Regions from separate parts of the Homo sapiens genome. Here region 1 is linked to region 2. A link is an interaction called in ENCODE POLR2A ChIA-PET data of the cell type or tissue named here. Cell type or tissue: OCI-LY7. All regions are shown on one strand. Each heading gives the region's core, and the rest is flanking DNA. Links, peaks and the distances in the headings are about the cores only. Region 1 overlaps LOC105376360 (a long non-coding RNA gene). Region 2 has its middle 120 kb from the start of MIR6078.

Evidence for each region. ChIA-PET counts read pairs that join two places held together with the same protein. Peaks named below come from ENCODE experiments on the same cell type or tissue, not always from the same donor. Only the 100,000 strongest peaks of a DNase experiment are listed, where the experiment ranks them.
Region 1: POLR2A ChIA-PET joins it to region 2 with 6 read pairs; 2 of 35 experiments call an interaction of 5 or more read pairs at or near these places.

The regions. Positions count from the first base shown.
Region 1 is chr10:3,546,386-3,550,788 of GRCh38, forward strand. All of the region lies in intron 1 of LOC105376360 (a long non-coding RNA gene), which reads left to right. Among named protein-coding and RNA genes, the nearest start is that of LINC02669, 46 kb to the left of the region's middle. In OCI-LY7, for the core only: no CTCF peak of the experiment used is centred there; no DNase peak of the experiment used is centred there.
Region 2 is chr10:4,106,716-4,111,118 of GRCh38, forward strand. No RefSeq gene overlaps it. Among named protein-coding and RNA genes, the nearest start is that of MIR6078, 120 kb to the left of the region's middle. In OCI-LY7, for the core only: no CTCF peak of the experiment used is centred there; a DNase peak (open chromatin) is centred at 2,166.

The sequences.
Region 1 (4,403 bases), core at 144-4,143, 560 kb before region 2:
TGCTATTGTGACTAGTGCCACAATAAACATACGTGTGCATGTGTCTTTAAAGTGGCATGATTTATAATCCTTTGGGTATATACCCAGTAATGGGACGGCTGGGTCAAATGGTATTTCTAGTTCTAGATCCTTGAGGAATCGCCACACTGTCTTCCACAATGGTTGAACTAGTTTACAGTCCCAGCAACAGTGTAAAAAATGTTCCCATTTCTCCACATCCTCTCCAGCACCTGTTGTTTCCTGACTTTTTAATGATTGCCATTCTAACTGGTGTGAGATGGTATCTCATTGTGGTTTTGATTTGCCTTTTTCTGATGGCCAGTGATGATGAGCATTTTTTCATGTGTCTGTTGGCTGCATAAATGTCTTCTTTTGAGAAGTGTCTCTTCATTTCCTTCACCCACTTTTTGATGGGGTTGTTTGATCTTTTTCTTGTGAATTTGTTTAAGTTCTTTGTAGATTCTGGATATTAGCCCTTTGTCAGATGGGTAGATTGCAAAAACTTTCTCCCATTCTATATGTTGGCTGTTCACTCTGATGGTAGTTTCTTTTCTGTGCACAAGCTCTTTAGTTTAATTAGATCCCATTTGTCAATTTTGGCTTTTGTTGCCATTGATTTTGGTGTTTTAGACATGAAGTCCTTGCCCATGCCTATGGCCTGAATGGTATTTCCAAGGTTTTCTTCTAGGGTTTTTATGGTTTTAGGTCTAACATTTAAGTCTTTAATCCATCTTGAATTAATTTTTCTATAAGGTGTAAGGAAGGGATCCAGTTTCAGCTTTCTACATATGGCTAGCCAGTTTTCCCAGCATCATTTATTAAATAGGGAATCCTTTCCCCATTTCTTGTTTTTGTCAGGTTTGTCAAAGATCAGATGGTTGTAGATGTGTGGTATTATTTCTGAGGGCTCTGTTCTGTTCCATTGATCTATATCTCTGTTTTGGTACCAGTACCATGCTGTTTTGGTTACTATAGCCTTGTAGTATAGTTTGAAGTCAGGTAGTGTGATGCCTCCAGCTTTGTTCTTTTTGCTTAGGATTGTCTTGGCAATGCGGGCTCTTTTTTGGTTCCATATGAACTTTAAAGTAGTTTTTTCCAATTCTGTGAAGAAAGTCATTGGTAGCTTGATATTTCCAATGGCCCGAAGGCTGTCATAAAATTCAAGATTCAAACATGCATTTTTTATTTTAATTGAAATAATTTTATGGACTTTAAACTTAAGAAATTTGGAGTTAAGTTCAATGCCATCCCCATCAAACTTAACTCCAAATTTCTTAAATTTGAAGTCCATAAAAGTATTTCAATTAAAATAAAAAATGCATGTTTGAATCACGAAACTTATGATAGCCTTCGGGCTATTGGAAATTGGCTTCTTTTTCTTCCAAGTGGTCTTGAACAGAGAGATAATCATGTAAACTCTAACCTGAGTGTGAATTTACAGAGCATGCATGGGGTGGGGTACCCACGGAGAAGGCTCTCTTGACCGTGCGTTTGTAGGATGTGTTGAAGGGGCAGAGGGAACCTGGTTGACAGCTCTGGTTCAGGCAGCAAGTCCAGCCCTGGGCAGCCTCACCCAAGCCCCTGTGGACACAGGACTCACTGGGTCTGTTCAGCCATTCTGCCTGGCCAGAAACAACCAAATAACCCAAAGCCCCATCCGTCAGGTGTATGTGGAAAGAGTAATTCTGCTGTGAGACGCCGCTTTCTACTGGGTTTGTCGCCCTTTGCCTGTAGCTGCAAAGCTTCCAATTTTTTGGAAACCCTGCACTCCACATTTTCATTTATCCTGAAACTAAATCAGTTTGGGGCTAAACATATTTCAAAATGTCAGCGTCCTTATTTGGTCCATGGGATGAGAAATGCAAGATTCTCAGAAAATGCCATGTTTAGTTTGGATGTTGTCCTGGAATGTGGAATGGAACAAATGCTAGATCCTCCTAGAGCGTTATGAAGAGTAAAAGAGAGAGGGCAAAGAAAACAGCTGGTAAACTCTGATATGCTCGAGCTAACTGAGTTCTGTGATCGTTACTATTTATCATCCCCATCCTTATCAGAATCTTCAGATTGTATAGTAGCCAATATATTACATTTAGAAGACAGGAAATCTGAAAACATAAATCTTTCTCAGAGCACCCAAACTGAAAAGCCTGTGCAAATACCCCGATTAAAAATAGGAAGAAGAAAACAATTAACTACTCTTCATTGCAGTTATTGAACCACTTGAAGGGCTGACATATAGAGAGATCAGTCCGAAGTCTTCCAGCCCAGAACCCGCGTTGGGTGATGGCTGTTGGCTGACCGAACAGATACCTTCAGCTCTCCTTTCCCTTTCTCTTCTGCTTTGGGATCACCCAAGGAGAAAAACCTCACCATGTGCTTATCTCTGCATTGGATGTTGGTTGACCTGAGTGAAAATGGCATATGAATTGGTGATATCTGCTGGACCATGGCTGGACCTAGGCTTAGAAGAGACCTCCAGCCTGGCCACAGGAGGCCAGGAGGATGCTGAGTCATGCAGAGATCACTCAGTTTATAACAGCAAGATTCTTTTTCTAGTATCCTGAGCAACCCAATGCCCAGAATCTTTTAGGCTTAGTTCCCCTTGAAATATTTTCAAGTAAAGGAGAAGAAAAAAATAATTCTGTATAGGTGTGTACTGGAAGTTGCTTTCCATGGCTTTTGTGACTTGAAGCAGCTTTGTTTAGGAGATGTCGCCGTTGTAAGCCTCTTAAGCTTGAGAAAAAGGCAAATTAGTACCATTTCTCATTGGTTAACATGGAACTTTCCCCATTCTTCTAGGAGAGAATCTCTTTATTGGGAAAATGGGGACAGAAGTGAAATGCAGCACTAAATGAGTTGGGAGCTCATGAGTGTGGCTGAAGATCCTCTTCTGGGCTAGCAGGTGTTTCCAGGGGTTTATGCAAATCCCTCCCTCGTGTGGCCAGAGGGCCAGAGGTGGGGTTCTGCCTGCTAGACCTGGAGGGAAACATTCACAGTTACCACCAGCAAGAAGGGGCGTCCCAGTTGGAATAACCGTGAGGAGAAGGTGGATGGGTGGAGTTGGTGGAAATCGGGGGGATGGGGAGCAAAATAACTGGGGCAAAGGAAACCAAAATGAGTAAAGGTAATCAGGAGAAAAATCACTTTGTGAGGCAGACATCCAGGATGAGTAATTTCTGAATAAGTTTATATTTATGGTATACAACATGATAATTTCATTTATGTGTTCATTGTGGGAAGGCTAAATCAAGCTAATTAACACACGCATTACCTCACATACTTGTCATTTTTTGTGATGAGAGCACTTAAAATCTCCTCTATTAGCAATTTTCAAGTACGCAATACGTATTTATTAACTATAGTCACGAGGCTGTACAAGAAACCTCTTAAATTTATTTCTCCTAACTGAAATTCTGTATCCTTTAACCAACATCTTCCCAATCCCCCCAAAATAAGTGATTTCTTAAAATAGAAACCATTACTTGTGACTAGCTACCTTGATCAGCAAGGATGAATGGATGAATGATTGAAGTTGTCACTAACATGAGCAATGACAAGTAAAGCCACCTCTCAGGTAATACAGGTGTTATAAAACTGGTTATGATCAAGTAACACCTGGCTCCCCGGAGCCTCCTGTTGACATCATCTCTGCCCTACTGTGTGTCTACCCAGAGTTGGAATGCTACAAAGAGCTTAGAATTTTTTTTTTTTTTTTTGAGACAGAGTCTCTCTGTGTTGCCCAGGTTGGAGTGCAGTGGCGTGATCTCTGCTCACTGCAACCTCCACCTCCTGGTTCAAGCCATTCGCTTGCCTCAGCCTCACATAGAATTTAGGTCTTAAAATCCTGATTTCAAGTTCTGGCTTCAGTTTTCTAGCCACGGCAGCTGGCCAGCTGCAAAAGCAACCCCTTAACCTTTCAGAATCATGCCTTCCCTCATCTACAAAAGTGGAATAATAATGAATGTCCTCTTACCTCCCAGAGCTTTATGAGGATTAAATACCATTGTGTGTCAGAGAGTGTCTTATAAACTCTGTGAAACCCTTCAAATGCTGAGTATATGAATAACCAGTGGACAATAAGAGAAACCGTGGAGTTTTGGTAGCAATCTGAGGGCACCAGGGTGATTTCAGGCTCAGTTAGCCAACCCAAGTCATAGAAAAAGGTACAGGAAGCAAGGGAAGAGTCCTATGTCTAAAATAAGCCTGTGTAGGGTTGGATATAAACTATTATTGACTTTTATCATTTCTTAGTTTCCACATTTAGTCCTGAGGCCCCTGAGCCCATGGGAAGCTGTGTTAGTTTGTGTTCATGCTGGACAGGGGAGCCAGCTCCTGTCTTTGGGTTATGATCATTATGCTGGGGACTTCTGGCCATCCGGGTGCCGTAGGAACCCTAAAAGTGT
Region 2 (4,403 bases), core at 141-4,140:
CTGCAGGGTGTTGTAAAAAGATCAGACTTATGGCCAGGCGCAGTGGCTGATGCCTGTAATCACAGCACTTTTGGAGGCAAGGCGGACAGATCACGAAGTCAGGAGTTCGAGACCAGCCTGACCAACATGGTGAAACCCCGTCTCTACCAAAAATACAAAAATTAGCTGGGCGTGGTGGCAGGCACCTGTAATCCCAGGTACTCAGGAGGCTGAGGGAGGAGAATCACATGAACCTGGGAGGTGGAGGTTGCAGTGAACCGAGATCGCACCACTGCACTCCAGCATGGGTGACAGAGCGAGACTCCATCTCAATAAAATAAAATAAAATAAAAAAGTAAAATAAATCAGACTCATTCTCAACCTGTAAAGTATTGGTACATTTTTGGAGATACCTTCTTTTTTCTTAGACTCAGCAATAGAGTCTAGAAAGAGAATGTAATAAAAGAAACAGTGTTAGACTACATTAAAAAAGGATTTTCCAGACTAGACAGTCCAATTTTTAAAATATGTATATATAGGTGCAACTAAATCCCTATTTTAGCTATCTTCACCCTTCTATCTTAGGGTAAACCAATGAGTCAATACAACCCTACAATTTCCCAAATGTGAATTGGAGACACACTATCCAAGAATAAGCAACATCTATGAAAACTGCTGAGACATGTTATCAGTTAATATGCATGTGGTAGGCACCCTTCCTGCTGCAGTAGATACAACAGTAATGTGTAGAAAGGACATCTGAAACATTACTTAGTGTTATGAAGATCATTTGGATCTCCAAGAAAAGGGAAGTCATTATGGATTGGTTGCCACAGCAAAGAGTTCGTGCAAAAGTGAAACCGGAGTTAGCCCCTGAAGATGAGTGTTGAATGCAGACAGATTGACAAGGATGCTGAAGAATTTAGTAACACTTGAATTGTGTATTCGATCCAAAAAAAGATGACTCATCACGAAAAAAATTAACATTTTTTTTCATTTCATTTTAAAGAACGATACTCGGCTTGTTTTAAAATCTTCCTTTTAAGTCTTTTTCTTCTGGTTCATTTTCAGATATTGGGTATTTCAAGACTTTACTTGTGAGAAAATCAGCAATAATATGTTCATTTATTTTCATAAACTAAAGAAGATAGCACTGATACCTGGAAACGTTATTTTTTTTTCACTTGGGAGGAAAACATTGTTAGTCTTTGGCAATATGTGATTATGGATGTGATTTGGTAGAGTGGCTGACATGTCATCCACATTGATTCTTTTGTGAACATGTTTCAGTTTGTAGCTTCTATGTGATGACAATTTCACTTACCTACATCACAGGCCAGGGGAGGGTAATGTACAACTATGTCCTCACTGCTTAGTGTGCCCTCAGAATTGAGAAGCTGCTTGGCTAAGAAAAGCTGAGAGCTTCAGGAACAAGAATCCTGGTGCTGAGACAACGTCTTATTTTCCTTTAACGTTCCACATTGTGGCAGAGTTTTACAGAATCTGTTTGGGAGCAGAGGAAAGGTCATGCCAGAAGAATAATTGCAGATTTTCATGTAATTCTTAAATGTATGATCTCTGTGTTTGGTAAAAGAGAGAAAACCACCCTGTCAGCCTATGATCCTGAGAAGTATTATATGAAGCAAGCTTTAGCTGGCATTGGTAGAAAAAAATACGCTAAGGGTGCAAAGTCTCCTCTGGCATAAAATCTCTTTTGTCCTTTAAGAATTTAAAGAATATCCAATCATAACTGATTTTTATCCATTTTCATCAATTATTGAGTTGTTATCCAGTGCTAACATGACTGATTAAAGTAGACACTTTCAAGCACATTAGGGAGGCAATATAGCTTCATGGTTAAGAATGCTGGCTTTTAAAATTTAGACATGGTTTAAGTCCACTCTCTTATTGATTTAAGGTGTAACCTTGAACAAATTGCTTAAACTCTCTGGCTGTCCTGGTTCTCATCTGAAAAATGAGACGAGAATAATATCTATCCTATAAGATTGTCTTGGAAATCATATATAATATTTTCACATAATGCCAAGAAGGAAGGCTTTGTTTTACCAATTATTCGTTGATCTCAAACAATATGAGAACAGGATGTAGGTGTGTTTCTTTGCAAATACATTCAAGAGCTCTTTCTCTTCCTTTCTCACTGAGAGGACAATGGGCACAATGAGGGAAGTACAGGCCACCCAGGGGACCAGATGCTATTATTGTCCTCGTTCACATGCAATAGAGCACATGAGTCTTGGATGATACAATTTGACTACAGCTCTTTTAGAAACCATGGAGTTTAAGTTATCTCTTGATTTTCTGGTATGTTCTTTACGAAGAACAAAGCTTTGTTAGCTCATGGTTCCGGATCCTGGGAAGTCCAAGACTGAGGAGCTGGCATCTGGTGACAGCTTTCTTACTAAGTCATCCCATGGCAGAAGGGCAAAGAGAGGATGAGAAAAAGAAGGGGTTGAACTTGTCCTTTTATAAGGAACTTACTCCTGTGATAACAAGCCTACCCCTGCAATGATGGCATTATTCCATTCATGAAGATGACGGTGCTCCCTTGACCCCAAAACCTCCTATCAGGTCATGCCTCCCAACACGGCTGCACTGGAGATTGAGTTTCCAACACATGTGCTTTGGGAGAAACGTTCAAACCATAGCAGTTATTATGAGAATCTCTGCTCAACTGGGGTTCAGCAGAGAATTTTTCCTAATTTCTACCAGATTTAGGTTATGGGGTGAATACATTTGAATATCTAATTCTGTTCTTCTTGTTACTGACTTCATCATCAGCTAAGTATTCTGTTTCAACCTTGTTACAACGATAAGATTTTAAAATGCAGTCCACTGAGGCACATAATTTTCACTTGCGTTTCATCATGTTCATACATAATGGATATGTCTTTATATCCGTGTTGATTTGCTTGGGAATGCACTGACTCACATCTTCACAAAAAGGCCAAAATACTTAAAGAGGTCAACAAAAAACTATGTTTCTTGGACAGGATTTATACTGAATCATCATCATATATCACTACATGAAATCATGTCATTAGTGTTTTTCAGCTAATTGAACTATAATCTACTTTAAGAAAATACAATACCAATACAACAGCTGGTCAAGGCAGGGGCCTGAAGAGCTGCAAGTCCTTTGCAATCTATATTTACCTTTCAGCTCTCTGCACTGTTTCTGAACACATTTTCAATAATGCAAAATTAGGACCTTAGCCTCTGTGCTCAGAATTAATCAGTTCATAATACAGTATTTTATTTACTAATTATTACACATTTCTATTTTGCTCAAGTTGATCAAATCCCTATAAATTTATCATCAGACCACTGCTGCTAGAATTCTAGTAATCAGGGAAAGCCTGTGTCCTTGTGACAGAGCACAGTGCCATAAGACTCAGAATTTCTTTTTTTTTTTTTTGATGGGGAGAGACAGGGTCTCACTCTGTCACCCGGCTGGAGTGCACTGGTGCAATCTCAGCTCTCGCCTCCCAGGCTCAAGTGATTCTCATGCCTCAGCCTCCCAAGTAGCTGGGACCACAGGTGAGTGCCACCATGCCCAGCTAATTTTTGTATTTTTTAAGGAGGGGTTTTATCCATGTTGGCCAGGCTGGTCTCGAACTCCTGGCCTCTCAAAGTGCTATAATTACAGGCTTAAGTCACCACGGCCAGCCAGAATTTAACTTTGTAACTTAAAATTCACAATTTACTTTTTATGAAGAATTTCTCATTTTTATAACTATATTGAACAAAGATAAAAGTATTTTTTTTTCTGTTAACCACTTAAAATTTTAAGGCTCAAAATATATATTGAATATTATTTTCTAAAACATGTAAAAATAATTTCTTTTAACTGAGGGGCTTAAAAAGATTTTAAACTATTTTTTGATGACTCAATTGATCATTATTATGAAGAAGTTTTTTAAATTATCTGTCAACATGATTTATTTACTTATTTATTTTTCGATTTGCCCCTCTCTTGCCTTGCTGGAAACCATTGCTTTTCTTCTAAGAGTTTTCCTAACATAAGTACTTTAATTTAAAACAGCTTCTATAGATTGCTGCTTCTGGTCAGCTGTTAAAAACAAAAAACAAAAACAAAGCCTAGATAATAGCAGCAGACAACATCTATGTTACAGATTGTGTTGAAAATTATATACAATATTTGCATGCAATGCAAGAAGTCCTTTGTTTAACCAGTTATTGGTTGGTCTCAAAAGTAGCTGGTGGGTACTGTAAAATCTGTTACTTTTTAAGGGGATTTTTTAAATCTTTTAAAGTCAGTTGGTTTATTCCTCTTTTGTGACTGCTGTATTTGCAACTCTACAGACAAGAGAAAGACACTACTCAGTTAAAAAGTAATTTATTTGTAGTAAAAATAGAGCACTAGATTTAGTTGGGAAGTAGAG